Regions from separate parts of the Homo sapiens genome. Here region 1 is linked to region 2. A link is a loop called in an ENCODE intact Hi-C map of the cell type or tissue named here. Cell type or tissue: HCT116. All regions are shown on one strand. Each heading gives the region's core, and the rest is flanking DNA. Links, peaks and the distances in the headings are about the cores only.

Evidence for each region. Peaks named below come from ENCODE experiments on the same cell type or tissue, not always from the same donor. Only the 100,000 strongest peaks of a DNase experiment are listed, where the experiment ranks them.
Region 1: it touches region 2 in a loop (12-fold over the local background); 8 of 110 quality-filtered maps call a loop at or near these places.

Annotation. Positions count from the first base shown.
Region 1 is chr3:165,202,715-165,211,066 of GRCh38, forward strand. LINC01322 (long intergenic non-protein coding RNA 1322) reads left to right here and starts at 4,234. Exons shown (of 6, transcript NR_174101.1): 1 at 4,234-4,445. In HCT116, for the core only: CTCF peaks have their summits at 4,194 (motif pointing right) and 7,619 (motif pointing left); DNase peaks (open chromatin) are centred at 4,247 and 7,617; H3K4me3 peaks cover 859 bases.
Region 2 is chr3:167,029,062-167,037,413 of GRCh38, forward strand. No RefSeq gene overlaps it. Among named protein-coding and RNA genes, the nearest start is that of ZBBX, 350 kb to the right of the region's middle. In HCT116, for the core only: a CTCF peak has its summit at 3,422 (motif pointing left); a DNase peak (open chromatin) is centred at 3,440.

The sequences.
Region 1 (8,352 bases), core at 314-8,313, 1.8 Mb before region 2:
ACTGTAATGCCAAAATAAACAGGAATCCAGAATATTCAAGTGCTGAACAGTTTCGACATTCCTTAAACCTTTGAGCAAGTACTAATTCATGCAGGGACCTTTCATATACAACTCAGCTTGATAGGATGAATCAACCAAAACGCAACACCTGTTACTCAGTAAGCTGGACTGGCTTCTTTCTACCATGTGGACAGTATAGTGTTCACTTTACAAGGAATTGAGATCCATCCAACTAGTTTAAGAAAAGGGTTGTTGGTGGGATTTTGTTTGTTTGTTTATTTAAAAGATTTACGGTCTTCATCTCATAGAAATCAAGAACTGAAACTAGTACAGCCAAACTTCATGGGAAACATAATTGGATATTAGATCTTTTTTCTGTCTCTTTTGGGGTCTGCATGGTTGCCTCCCTGACACTTTCCTTAATTTCTTTCCGTTCTTTACAGAAGGCAGAGTGATTCCTAAAAATTCAAGTATGATGCAATTTTCGGTAACCCTCTACTGGTTTCCTATCTCTCTACGTAAAAGCCAAAGTCCTTACACAGGTTATAAGCCCTATATGATCTTTCACTCAGCCTGTATCTGACCTATGCCCTATCATTTACTCTTTTGCTCCCACTGTGCCAGCCACATTTTCCATCTTGCTTTTCCTTCGACTTAAGAAGAGCACACATATCTCAGGACACTTGAAGCTGCTATGCACTCTGCCCAGAACATCCTTCCACAAATATTAGCTGGCACCTTCACTATATTTAGGTTTCTGTTCAAATGACATACAGTCATGTAGGCATTCTTGACCATGCTATCCCAAGTAGTAATTCCCTCATTACTCCTGAACTGCATAACTTGTTTATTCCTACAGTTTCTCTACCTGATAATATATAATTTATTTACTTTTGGGTTTTACTGTCTACCACCTCCTACAACAATAAGTTTCATCAGAACAGGGACTTTAATTCATTGTGGTACCATTGCCACCCAAAGCAGTGCCCAGTACATAATAGGAATTACATATGAATGTTTTGGAGGAATGAAATGAATGACTATTACTTCTAATCGCTACTTCCTTTTGAGTCTCCACCATTTTTTTTCCTGCTAAGTAGTTCTTTTTTGTATTAGCTAGCAGTCAGTTCACAGTTATTTCATGACCTTTAATTTATAATGTTCTCTAGCAACTGATAACTTCTCTCTTTTCTGTTAGTTCAAATTCCTGAAAATCTAATTGGATAGGTTATTTGTTTTTTTTTTTTTTCAGTAAGGCCACACAGACCACAAATTTCTGGACAATCTCTGACTGTATTCTTTTCAGTCAGGTATACACACTTATCTAATAAAGCAGAGCCACCTCAGAACATGGCTGCATAGGCCTGAGGGCCTGTGGGAAGACATCCAGGCAACATAAATACATCTAACACATAGAACTGTTGCAGCTTCATCTGCACCAATGTTCTTCACTGTCCTAAGTCCTACTCATGAGTCTGACATCATTCCTCAATTCACTGCATCAGTCTTTTACTTCCATGTTTCTTCTTCATCAGATGACTCCTCCAGGCTTTTGTTGTTCTTGTTACACTTCTTTCATCACAGATATAACTATGTATTTATAGTTCTCCTATGATAAATAAATAAGTCTCTGCCTTGACTCTAAAGACAACAAAATTACCCCATACTGTCACTTCCCCAAGGCTATCCCAATTAACTTTGGCGTGGTAAGCAAGAAATATCATGCCTTTACATAGATCCTGCTGTGGACACACACTAAGGTGACCCCCAATGAATCATGCCCTTGCCTAATCCCCTCTTGTTTTGTGTGGATGGAACCTGGTACTTCCTTCTACTCAATAAAATATGGCAAAGGGGAAATAATTATTCAGATGTAATTCAACTCCCTGATCAGATGATTCTGAGTTAATCAAGAGAGGTTATTTGGGGGTGGGCCTGGCTTAATCAGGTGAAATTCCTTAAAAGAGAGATTGGTGACCGCCTGAAAATGAAAACACATTTTCCTGATGTCCTTGAAGAAGCAAGCAACCATGGGTTCTACAACCCTAAAGAAATAAATACTTCAACAACCTGATTAAATTTGGAAATAAATTATTCTCTGTCAAGCCTCTGGATAAGAATACAGCCCAATTGGCCTCTTGATCACAGTCTCATAAGACATTGAGCAGAGGACTCAGCCATGTCTGGACTGCTGACCTATGGAAACTGTGATGTAATAAATGTATTTTGTTTTAGTCCACTAAATTTTTGGTAATTTGTTATACAGTAATAGAAATCTAATACAGATCTTCATCCTAGTTCACTGAAAGAGACAGACATTAAAAGGCCCCTATTATTTTCTTTCTTTAGACCTCACGGTGTGACATTGTCTTAAACTTTTTCTTTTCTTGAGTTACACATATTAAATTATGGAAAATGAAATAACATCCTTTACTTCCTTAGTATCTTTCTATTTGGTGATTTACTCCTTTATTATATTTTCCCTGTTCTCAGTGTTTTAAGACTAACTTTAGACCTTTCAGAAAACGACACGTGACCATAATACTTTTCTTCCTCCCTTAACCACGTCGTCATCTTTTCTGCATGCAGCATCAGCTCCTATCATTTTCAGCTGGTTCTGATGAGCATAGCCACAATGTCTTTGACTATGAGATTCATATGTTAACTCCTCTCATTAATGTCTCACTTTTTTTTCTGTTTATACATTTAAATATTTAATTTACTTAATATTTTCAAAAGAATTCTTAAATTTTTATATATTTACTTAAACAATGCTTAATATTTACTTAAACAATATTTTGTAAAAAATGGGAATATTTACTTAAACAATGATTTTGTAAGGTCAAGATGTTTATGTGTGAAAATTTATCCCTGATTTATCTACATGTTACATCTGAATATTCATGTAAATTTTATTTGGTTAGACACATCTATATGTGAAAACATCTGTTTTCGGACCTTTAACAAACTCACAAAAATTACAGTATAAATATTTGGTACATACTATCTGTATTTAAAATAAAAATTTTACTTTTCTTCAGAATATGTTTAGTGGTATGTACTTGAAAAACCGGTATGTTCATTTGTTATACAAATGGAAATAAACACTTGAGATGAAATACTGATGGAGGAAATTTCTTCTGTTTATTCTGCCGGACATTCTCAAAAACTGATTTGAAAATGAAGTGATTAGGAATTTCTGTTTCCCAAGAGGGCCCCACAGAGTGCATAATCAATCTCTGGTTCACATTTCCCTGACAAAACAAAACAAAACAAAACAAAACAAAAAAACACCACAACCACTCTACATAAGATTCTGATTAAAGAGTTTTAAAGTGAAATTTGTATTTTTAAAAAGTGAAATTGAAAATCGTGATGCAATGATAGAAGTAGGAGTCGTGGCAGGGGTGGGGTTCACTCATCTGCAGGTAATGAAGAAATTTTTAACGATTATATTTCTAAATGCATGCCGCAGTAGACAAGCCATAAAATGTTCTATTCAATTAATTAAGCTTATATCTCATCCAGGTATACCAAATTATTCTCTTTAAGGGAAAGAAGCTTAGGGAGATTAATAGTGGGAAATTAATTGAAAGAGCTTTTTTTTTGAAATATTAAAGTCATATGAACACCTGATCACATGAGGTATAGTTGAAACTGCTTTTCCTTGTTCTCATACTAAAGTCAGTGTAATGCATTGATAAAAAGCAGACTAAACATTTCCAGAGGTAAGGTTCATAGTTTTTCAAAGTAGCAGAGCATGTTTAACGCACTTGGATTGCGTTAGTTCAGAGGGATAGATTTCTCTTTTGGAAAGCTGCCTTTCAGTTAAATACCCAAATCTTGAAACTTCTGATAGTAGTCAGTGTTAATTATCTTCCTTTGAGACGAGTCACCAAGAAGCAGAAAATTTGCCATCTCGTGGTGTTTGTACATACGTGAAATCTATATTTTTTATTTTATTGTGAAGTACGAAAGACAGAGAATATTCATAGGCAACAGAATGAGATCTTCCTGCAATTTTTGGTCTTTTCTTAATCCACAGAAATGTGTAAATAAAACCATGTGATTATTTAACAAGAGAAAAAACCATTTGATTATTTAAAAAGAGAATTTTCTGACATCCTTGTTCCACCCACAGTTGTTATAAATTTGCTGCAGCTGCTTCTTAACGCCTCCAGATGGCGTGCTGGTGCTCGTTCGCGCCTCCCAGCGACCGGCCAGTTGCCAGCTGCTGGAGAGAATGAGCTTGGAGCCGCAGGGCTTAATCCCGCGCGGCTCAGAGATGGGTTTCTGGACTCGCGAAGCAGCTGCAACAAGGCATCACTCACTGTATAAGTATTTCCATTTCTGAGAGCAAAAGGAAGAACTTAAGCGGGCGGCACTTGGAGTGTAAATTGCTTTGTAGTATTTAAAGGCAGAATGGATCCTGGGCAGCCGAGCTGGTACGTGCAACAGAAACTACTCAATGGAATTGTTCTGGGTAGGACTGGTCTGATCGTCCTTTGTGTACCAAACGTTGTGTGTCCTGGATTGCGCCTATGTGTATACACCCATTTCATGTTCACCAGGATCATGGGGACTTGGGAGTCACAATCTTTCATTTTTCCAAAATGATACAATAAAAGCTTTACGGAACATTGTTTATTAATAGAAATGTGACCCGAGTCACAGTCTTAAGAAACACATGATAATGATAGAAAAATACTTTTATGTTTCTTTGTTAGAGAAAAAGAAAGTAAACCTAAACTGTATCACTGTGCAGTGTTACTAGATATGACTTAAAAGACAATGGCAAAAAATGTTTGACTGCCGTGGAGTAGACTTTTACCTGTAGGTGTAGACTTAAACACACCTGTAATATATCAGTGTTTTCAAATCTATGTGCCAGAAAAAAACATGGTGTAGCTATGAAAACACTAGTTATGAAAAATGCATGTCATGCATATGTACATTTTGTTTTGTAAATGTGTGTTGTGTATATACACATGTATATGTGACCTAGATGCAGAATTATTATCGTATGATTACAAATAGACATGTGCTGAATATAGATGAATTTCTGCACCTTCATACATTGTATGTCTATCTGGATAACTTAGTATGCAGATCCATTACCACAATATTAAATCTGAATTTAAAAGAATATATTTGTTTTACTGTTATACTTTACATTTGTTGAATTTCATTCAGTTGTGCATTGAGTTTTCTATGCTTTTAAATTCTGAGGAAAGGTTGGTTTTTACATTTTGAACATAAATTATTTGCCGAGGTGATTATATGGGGATAGGATGCATAGATATATAAATATAGGTTCCCTAAAGTTCAGGTTGTATGTGGAATTCACAAGAGTTTTGAAAACTCGAGAGTTCTGACCGAGAGTTTATATTAGAAACAACAAAATTGAAAGATTAAGATTCAGAGCTAAATTGGACATAATCGAGGCTGAGGTTTTATATTTAGTAATATTACTCTAAGATTAATGTTAGATTACTTATAAACTTGTATAGATTCCCTTGAACAGATGTTGTTCATGAACCAGTGACTGAATTGTATCTTTTATCATTGCACATAAGCAGATATAACACAATTCAATACAAGAAATATGACTTGAAAGCTAACTAGGTAAGATAGCATGCTAAATAAAGCCTAAAATACTGAGAAAAGTTAGAAACTATTGAGTCCCTGTCCTCAAAGAGTTGCCATTCAAATGACTAGGTTAGGCATGTTCATGAATATGAGTACACAGTAAAATACAAAATAAATGCCATTAAAGTGAGACATGCACAGGTGTGTAGCATTTAAATTGAGGGAGCGATCTAAATTAGGGGCATTAGTAAGGCCTTCAGATTGGAAAGCCCCCTTCTAAACAGATGGTTTAAAAGAACAATTTTGGTAGGTGTGAAGAGGTTCTGGGCGAGAGATGTATTCAGGTCAGACATTTGGTTTGGGTTGGCTATGGCCTTCTTTATTGGTCTCAGAGGTAAGCAGTAAGAGATAATATTATACAAATAGGCTGTGTGATATTGAAGATGATCGTGAACATGGGACTGAAATTTGGGGATTTCATCATCAGTTCATTCCTAGTGCCACTAACAATGTAGGCATTTAGTATTCTTAAAACATTGAATGTTGTACATAACAACAAGGGCCAGCATAAAGTTTTAGGATATTTGTATGGTTTATGTATTGCATGTCTACCATATTAGAATGTAAGTTGCAAAACATAGCACTCTTTTTCAATATTATATCCTCAGAGCCTAGAAAGTACTTGAAAAATATTTATCTACTGAATGAATTAATGAATAGTAAAATTGGAATACGGTCAGGGTTCTATATCATTCACATTTAGTTTTCCTGATGGTCTTAAATTACTAAAATCCTCAAAATTTACCAAGTCTTTGAAGCTATTGTGTCAGCTGATTCCACTTACGGCTCAGGTACTTCTAAGCAAGTTCCCTGGAATTACCACTATTGGTATTTAATCTTACTCTATTTTTAACCTCTTTTATGAATAGAATTGCCTTTACATTTTTAAAATGGTTATTAAGATAATTATAAACTGTGTGATTATTCAGGCAGAATTAAACAGTTCCTCTTCATATCCCTATAGTAGAAATAGTGAGTATATAACACAGGTTAAACAAATACATTCAGGAAAAGAGTTGAGGGTTTGAGGAATGTCTTTGCTCCCTGTAACGTATGTTTACCTCCGTATTAGAACGCTTCTAATATTTGGTTCTCTGCAACTTGATTTAGGCGAAACTCTCTAGAGCCTCTTTATAATTTTGGATATGCAGAGTGATCATTTGGGGAATCCTTAGCTGTGTGTTTACATAGTATTGGGAACTCTGTGATAATTTCTATGGGTCACAGCCCCTGACCCCGCAACAGCAGTGCTCCTCTTTTTTGTTCCTGTATACTGATATCTATACTTTTTATGGACAATGACAGGAATATGTGGATAAACTAGTGAAGAAAAAAGTTTTTGTCATTTGAAAGGATGATACTGGGTGAAAAGATACAATGATTTTAAAGGAATGTATAAACATGATCTGCCCAACTAAATTATAAATGAATGCATAATGACTTGCAAATAGAAGGGCCAAATAAACAATGTCACTGAACCAACAACTTCAGAAATAAACCCCTGGAGTTTCCCCTGCTCCTCAAGAGAGATCTTTCCTCTGTGATAATGATTTATATATCTTAATTTACTTTTATATCACTCATCTAAAAATATACAAGGGTGGAATTTCTCACTTTAAAAATATATGTCGATGGGGTTTATATGTGTCAGTTCAACTGAGGATGCAAGCTTTTAGTTTCAGCTTGAGCTAATCTGTGCGAAGTCAGGCTTTTTCTCTCAATAGTGTCAATAAGACAAATTTCCACACTAGCCTGGTCTCCATCCTGTTGGACTTGCTGGTAATGCTTTATTTTTATCCCTGTGAGAGGAGGTAGTATGGCATGGTGGCTGGCCCAAGACTTTCACCTTATTTGAAACCCTAGTGTATGGCTTGGCCTGGAGATTAATCTATTAGGGAAAGTACACCTTGTCTAAATACTGCTGGACATTCAGTTTTGGAGAAATCTACTGCAGTGTGTACTGCAGGATTTTTCCCCCTAGTGGTTGACTTAAGGCTGTTGTATTAAAACAATAGAAATAGACTTTTCTTCATATATGGAGCTAGCTTGGTCAATATTTTCTAACTTATGTTTTTAAAAACTTATTTCAGAAGAAATGATTATTTCTTCTGAATGATCATTGTTAAATGATCATTTTGAAAGATACAAATACAATGCCCTGAACAACATGCTTGTGTGTCTTCTTTGGAAGGCCGGACATTCAAAATTACACAAATACAAAATATATACAAATAATGGAAGTGTTTCTGCTACTAGATTCACACTGTACTCCTTTTTCTGGGTGTAGTGGAAAGATCTCTTCTCCCTCTGTGTATCCTAATGTCACTGTTTTTTTAATCAGCGGTGACACTGAATCAGTTTAACATGATTTTTCTTTAGCCTGTGTGACCATACTGTAAACTCCTTAAAGGCAGGAAACAAATCTCATGCTTTCTTTGAATCTCTCTATTATACTAAACATACTGCCAGCCACAAACAGCACTTAAGTTTATAATTATTTTTTTGAAGTAGGGCCTCACTCCGTCACCCAGGCTAGAGTGCAGTGGCACAATCATGGCTCACTGCAACCTTGACCTTCTGGACTCAGGTGATCCTCCCACCTTAGCCTCCAGAGTAGCTGGGACTGCAGGCACACGCCATCATGCCCAGCTAATTTTTGTATCTTTTTGTAGAAACAGGGTTTCACTATGTTGTCCAGACTGG
Region 2 (8,352 bases), core at 329-8,328:
TGTTCATATAAGGACTTTAGTCCTTTGGGATTAGGACCCCACTCATGATTTTTTTTAACCTTAATTACCTCCTCAAAAGCCCTATCTTCAAATACAGTGACATTGGAGGTTAGTGTTTCAACATACGAATTTTTGGGGTGTGGGACAAAATTAATTTCACAACATTTAGCGACTTTGGTGCTGTCTCTTGGTTATAATACTATCTTGCTTGGAAGATCTTTCCCTCATTATGCCTCTTGTTTTTTCTTTACTTTTTTTTTTTTCCATGTGTAAAATGAAGTTGAAGTACATGATCTCTGTATATCTGCCAAAAGAAACCTGGCTTTTTCTCCAAGAAAACAAATTTAATGACCACTATTTCAAGTAATAAATAAGACAAAAATGACTCCTTGCAGAACTTGAGTACTAGAATGGTTTATAATTATTAACTGATATTTAGCGTTTATTTTATTCTATTAAATTGTCTCCTAAATTGTGTTAATCCACAGAGGAATACAAACTAAAAGGTTGTATTAAAAGACACTCTATGAGCCTGTAATTGACTTCTCTCAATCTCAAAAACCAACATCTTAAATAATGCATCATAAAGTAAAGCTAGCAATGCATTCAAAGATCCAGCGTATTTAAACATTTCAGACGCAATATTTGTTGACATGATGGTTCATCGTAAAACATTAATATGGTAAATGCCTAGGGAATTTATAAATGCATACACATCAAAATGTTAATTAATTAAAATGAATTAAATTTAGTAAAACTATTATTATCCATGCCTGGCAATTTACGCAAAGAAAGAATTAGGTCCTGTTCGCACTGCTGCTTGATGAGTAGAACACTGGATTAATTATCAAGAATCACAGACAGATTGTTGTTGTTTACATATACTACTTAGAAAGTCAGATTTCTGGACACAATAGATATGCACTTCAGCTATAATGTTAAGGTGGCAGGTCATTAAGCATGATTAGAAGTCAGGCTTCATCTGCAATCCAGGGTTCACATGAAAGCACAGTACATATTTTCTAGCAGGAAGTAAGGTAGGAATGGGGGCAGAAATAAGATTAAGATTCAGAGACGGGAAAGGAGATGCACAGAAAATGAATCAAAGAGCTGCCAAGCCCATTTCCATCACTCCTTTTGACTACAAATGCAGCAGCTGTCTTCTTGGGATGTTTGAAATGTGCTCCTTCAACCTCTGTCAAAGAACATTAGGTACCATAATTTTGCTAGTATATGCTCATGACTTTGCTGCCTGAACTTAAGTAGCACATTCCAGTCTATAATTTCAACTAAGAGCAAAATGAACAAGAGCCCCATAGACTCAATCCTTACCCTTTAGAAGCTGGTAATTGGAAAAAGTGGCCATAATGAAGAGCCCAAAAGAGGAAAATGTAATTAACCAGGAGCTGTGTATAGTGTTTAATTTGATTTTCTTAGCTTGTTAGCTCAGCTGGTTGGAGTGTGGTGTTAATAACGTTAAGATTGCAAGTTCAATTGCCATATGGGCCAGTTAGTTTCACTCAATTCTATGGCTACGGACCAAATGAGTTCTATTGGTCGCAAGAGGAAATAGACAAGAGAGGGTGGATTAGAGAAAATCTATTAATACCACTGTCAAACAAACTCAAAACACTACTGTCAAGGGCAGGGCTGCAGTGAAGACTGCATTTTAATTATTTAAAAGTGGGAAAATGTAAAATTCTGAGAGGTGAAAATTGAGACAAAAATTTAGACTTTCTGAACACTATAATTAGTGTCCTTTATCAAATCAGGAGAAGTTTGCCTGATAAATGTATTTCAGTTGCTTCTTAACTGAGTTCTCAGACATCTAAATTCTAATGTGACTGGGAATATGGATTTCAGCTGAAGTGGATTAGATATGTAAGATGAGAGAGATTCACAGCGGAGAGAGACAGTCTTTAGGGCTGACTGGGGAGGAAAGCAGAAATAAGGAAAATAAGGTTGGTAATAGAAACACAACGTTAAAGAACAGGAAATTGCTTTGTCATTTACTCAATCTGAAATAGGTCCAGTGTCTGGACAGACTCACCCAATCTTATGATTGGGCTCTAATCCCCTCTTAGAACTGTGATCTATTTTAAGTTAAGTAAAGGTGAAGTCCTAAACAAACCCTGGAATAAACCAATTACAAAAGATTACAACGTACATCTACATAACTACCTTAGCCCAGGGGAAAATGTGCAGGCAATTCCTCTTTATCCTAAGATCCTGAAACCACAAACACACATCTACAACTGAGTGCTATCATACTTAACACATATGTAACATGCAATAGTCACTTTGCTATATGAAACCAACATGTCTGGAACTGTTTTATAATACTCCCAGAGAAATATGGGAGAAAAAGTTTGACCTAAATTAATTTGCTAGCAAATCCTTATCATAATGACACGGCTGATAAAGAATCTGGAGTATGAGTATTGAATAAATCAGCCCCGGGGGGAGGAGCGGGTTCTTTAAGAACCAAGAGCAAGTATGCAGCACCGTTTGCAGGTCACCTGTTCCCCCTTTAACCCACAAATCTGGTTCTCCTCTCGTTCTATCTTACTTCAGCCGCAAGGAAAATCAGTCATATCTTTGGTCTTTCCATTCTTAAGCAAAACAAGACCTTTCTGGCACGTTTCGTGAGAATCCCAGATAAAAGTTATATCTGTAAAGTTCTACAGCTTGCCTGAAAGTTCTCAGGACTCTTAAATTTCCCGGTGGGAAGCAGGGAAAAAACCAAGTACAACTTCCCTCCTCAGTCTCTCCCGATAAATGCACCAGTAAGCAAAATTTGATAGAAAATTAAAGACATAATTCTCTATTTGACGTTATATGAATAAAAACAACTGGCATACTATTAGGTTTCTTTTGAATGGTGATTCATTCTAGAATTCAGCCCCAAACTTTTTTGTACTCTCCTCTTTAAACGTTTTCTTTCATAATAAATAGCAGAGACAAAAGTGTTTCTATTGGGAAGTGTGAGAGTAAAGAGATATACAATTAACTAGTGGTCTGCTCAGTTACAGGAAAAATGCCTGAACAGCATTCTGTTATCTTGCAATAATGGGGCCATTTATGTGCATCACATTTTCATTTTCAGTTCTGTGCTAATTTAAATCATTTTCATTTGAATTCCCAATCTTAACTTTTTCCCCTACACATGCCTGGCTAATAAAAATGCTTGATTTATTAATATTGCACTTATTACAATATTAATTGTACTTTATTAATAAAGAGTTACAGCACTTTATTAATAAACTAAATTTCAGCAACTAGATCTAGTAAGGCAATTACAAATACTACGGCCAGCTAGAATAATATTTTAAGTGTTTTAGAAATGTCAGATGAAAACTTGTTAAACCAGACAAGCACCAATGACAGTTAATAGCAGTGTTCTCATGCCCCCTGTTGGTTACTTACTTGAGAATCGCATTGAAGCTAAGTCATTTTGCAACCAGAGAAAAAATGTCCAATGTTTTCACTTGAATCTGGTTTGGATCATAAACTAAAAGGTATTTACACACACACACACACACACACACACACACGAATGTATCCCTCTGGTTTCATGTTTGAATTGAAGCTAAAAAAAAGTGAGATTTAAAGAGAGGGTGAATTTTGCATTGGGTGTGAAAAACTCCCACATCCACTTACACTCACAATTGGTGAGTGCCATCCATGTATTAAGTATTTTCTCATGAGATTTTAACATTTTGGTATAGCGCAAAGAGCATGAACTTTTAAACTACGTAGTCCTGAGTTTGAACCAAGTGAATTTATCTTCCTTATCAATCACATTAAACCATATAAACATGGAAAGTTATTTTTTTATCTTGAAAATGATTTGGGTTATAATTCTTATTACACATTGTTGGTTTGAAGATTAAAAGATAAATAGTTTGTCTGAAAGTGCCTACTAAGTATATGTTAAATGCTAAGTAATTGTTAGTTTTTTTTTTTTTACAACTCTCTGATGTAAACATTATCTATATCTCACTTTTTAGATAGAATAATTGAGGTTCAGGCATATAGAAAAAAGTGGCCAAGCTTTTGCAGCTAGTGAATGATAATGCTGGCATCAAAACCCAGAACATTTTGCCTCTAATGCAAGCATATTTTGTGATATTGTTTATACAACTTTATTATAACTCAGTGTTACAAAATCAGGTCTATATAAGCTACTCTACCTTGATTTACATCTTATAAAATTTAATAAGCAAAATGTGGAAAAAGAAGGAGTGGTCTTATTTAAAAAGTGTCCTGAACAATATTCTAACAAAGATTTGACTTTCGAAAAATAAAATCAGAGTATTCTCAAAATAATCACTGACTATTCTCAAAAATAATGCTAAAATATTAATTATTTGACAACAATTTACTCTCTTTGTGAACATAATATACCATCTCTTTGCATTTTGCTACTACTTCTCCTATTAGAAATACCAGCTTCTAGGAAGTTCTCAAGGGTTTTTATATCTACTCTATAAATGAATGAAAAGTTCTTACAGATTTTCATTACCACGTGGACGTCTATAAGCAGAATTAAATATTAATGTAAGTACAGATGTTTAATTATCAAGTAGAATTGATAATATTCTCAACACAAGACACCTAAAATAATTTTATTTTATACTCAGAAATTAAATGTCATCATTTATTAATTGGTCAGACTTTTTTTTTTTTTGACTCAGTCTCACTCTGTCGCCCAGGCTGGAGTGCAGTGTGGTCAGACTTTTAAAATAATATAATTAGAAATAAATTTGTGTTTTCCACCAGCGCTTTAGGTTGCAAATTATTCAAAATTACTGAATCATGTCCAAATATTCTAATTGTTATAATAATTCTGTTAGAAGAGGAGCCACATATGGGAGTAATTAAATACACACTTGTTTCTATTTTAGGGTAACGTGGAAAAGCCTAGGGACTTAAATATCTGCCCACTCATGTAATTTCCTGGGTAGATCATAAATCAACGTTAATAAGTCCAAAGTATCAATTTTTGATGGGTCTGGAATTTGCACATATATATTTCATAATGAATCAGTGTAGGTCATTTCTTTATCAGCAAAGACATGTGCCATTATAATTATACTAATCTTAGTGGAAAGTGCTAAGTTAAGGTCATACAAGTCAATTAAGCTTTGTTGAATGGGATAAACTAAAATAAATAATTATATACTGGTACAAGAATGATGTGTTGGATACAGAGTTACATCATTCTTGTAAGTCCATTTCTTGATCTATTCATTAACAAGTATTTACTGGTAAAAGACAACTTGGTGTAAATCTGATTAACTACTTGCTAACAGGCATACAGCAACTACCTCATAGCTTCAAATCTCTCTTATCTTTAAATTAGTGACAAAAAATGCCCAACTTCACAAGATTGCTGTAGAATTCAAAATACATTAGAATTCAAAATACAGTAAAAGTGGCATTTAATATCTCTGCAGTAAATATTATCTCAGTCTAAACACCTCTCTATAAAGGGTTTCTTGAACCATAAATTATTGGACAAGAATACATTTTACATCCTTTCTAAATCTAACCTTTGATAGTACTACAAATTCACCATGCCTAAATGTCAGAACTAGATACTGGGATATTGTTCCAGATTCTTCTTTGCAATGGATGTTTCTAAAATAAAATGTGTATCAACCTTATTCCATAATTTTAATCAAAGTATATCGTGTATGGAAACAGATAATGTTTCTTTAAAAACTTTTATATTAAGTTCAGGGCTAGAAGTGCAAGTTTGTTACATAGGTAAACTTGTGTCATGGGGGTTTGTTGTATAGATTATTTTGTCACCCAAGTATTAAGCCTAGTACCCATTGTTTTTCTTGATCCTCTCCTTCCTCCCAACCTTCACCCTCCAAAAGGCCCTAATGTGTGTTTTTCCCCTCTATGTGTCCATGTGTACTCATCATTTATCTCCCACTTATAAGTGAGAACATCTGGTGTTTGATTTTCTGTTTCTGTGTTAGTTTGCTAGGGATAAGGGCCTCCATCTCCATCCATGTCCCTGCAAAGGACGTGATTTCATTCTATTTTATCACTGCATAGTATTCCATGGTGTACATTACTACATTTTCCTTAGTCTATCATTGATAAGTATTTAGGTTGATTCCATGTCTTTGCTATTGTGAATACCGCTGCAATGAACGTACACATGCATGTGTCTTTATAATAGAATGATTTATATTCCTTTGGGTATATACCTAGTAACGGGGTTGCTGGGTCAAATGGTATTTCTGTCTTTTGGTGTTTGAGGAATCGCAACACTGTCTTCCACAATGGTTGAACTAATTTACACTCCCACCAGCAGTGTAGAAGTGTTCTTTATGCTCCACAACCTTGCCAGTGTCTGTTATTTTATTGACTTTTTAATAATAGCCATTCTGACTACTGTGAGATGGTATCTCATTTTCATTTTGATTTGCATTTCTCTAATGATCAGTGATGTTGAGATTTTCTCATGATTGTTGGCTGCATGCATGTCTTCTTTGCAAAGAGTCTGTTCATGTCCTTTGCCCACTTTTTAATGGGGTTCTTTGTTTTTTTATTTAAATTTGTTTAAGTTCCTTATAGATGCTGGATATTTGTCAGATGGATAGACTGCAAAAATTTTCTCTCATTCTGTAGGTAGTCTGTTTATTCTGCTGATAGTTTCTTTTGCTGTACAGAAGCTCTTTAGTTTAATTGGATCCCATTTGTCAATGTTTTCTTTTGTTGCAATTGCTTTTGTTGTCTTTGTCATGAAATCTTTTCCCATGCATATGTCCTGAATTGTACTGCTTAGGTTGTCTTTCAGGGTTTCTATAGTTTTGGGTTTTACATTTAAGTCTTTAATCCACCTTGAGTTAATTTTTGTGTACGGTGTAAGAAAGGGGTCCAGTTTCAATCTTCTGCATATGGCTAACCAGTTATCCCAGTACCATTTATTGAATAGGGAATCCTTTCGCCATTGCTTGGTTTTGTCAGGTTTGTCAAAGATTAGATATTTGTAAGTGTGTGGTCTCATATCCAGATTCTGTATTCTGTTCTATTGGTTTATGTGTCCCTTTTGGACCAGTATCATGCTGTTTTGGTTACTGTAGCCTTACATTATAGTTTGAAGTTGGATAGCTTTGTCCTCCAGCTTTGTTCTTTTTGCTTAGGATTGCCTTGGCTATTTGGGCTCTTTTTTGTTTCCATATGAATTTTAAAATGGTTTGGAAACAGATAATGTCTTACAAATAAAAAATCCAGTCAAGGCTTTAGCTTCAATTCAACTATTCTGTTCTACTTACAAGAAATTTTCCATATATGTATCTTTTTTTTTTTTTTTTTGAGACAGGGACTCACTTTGTCACTCAGGTTGGAGTACGGTGGCATGATCTCTGTTAACTGCAACCTCTTCCTCCTGGGCTCAAGTGATGGTCTCACTTTACCCTCCTGGGTTGCTGGTACTACAAGCTCATGCACCCATGCCCAGCTAATTTTTGGTAGGGAAGAAGTTTCAACCATGTTGCTCAGGCTGACCTTGAACGCCTAACCTCAAGTGATCAGCCTGCCTCAGCCTCCCAAAGTGGTGAGATTACAGGCGTGAGCCACAGTGCCCAGCCCATATGTGTATCTCAAAATGTTTCATAACAGTGCATAAACAATAGGAAAGGAATAAATGTAAATGAAAAACATGTAGTGTTGTTTGAAAAATTTCCCCTTCATGTAGTAACCTTGAAATAAATTTTGGTTCATGCCTAAATCTGATAAAAAGAAAAAAAAATCTTTAATAAATGTAAAAATGAAAGCAGACCAATCACCATGACTTACACCTATAATCTCAGCACTTTGAGAGTCTGAGATCAGCAGATGGCTTGAGCCCATTTGTTCAAGACCAGCCTGGGCAACATGGTGAAATCCCGTCTCTACAAAAATACAAAATATTAGCCGGGGGTAGTGGAATGCGCCTGTAGTCCCAGGTACCCAGGAGGCTGAGGTGGGAGGATCACCTGAGCCTGGGAGGTTGAGGCTGCTGTGAGCCATGATTGCGCCTGGGTGAAGGAGTGAGACTCTGCCTCAAAATTAATTAATTAATTAATTAATTAATTAATTAAAATTAAAAAGTAAAGAGAGAGACAGTAATACCATAAAACTGAGAATGTTCTACTCACAAAAATCATCCTATAAATATTTGTTCCCAAGATGCTGCATTTTCCTCACTGAAAGCTGTATCTTATTTATTTATTTATTTTTACGGACATATAAGCAGTGCAAGTGCTAACAATTGTAGAGATAGAAAGAAATAGATAGAAAGAGATAGACAGAAAGAAAAGAGTGTTATACAACTTTTAAACCGTGTAA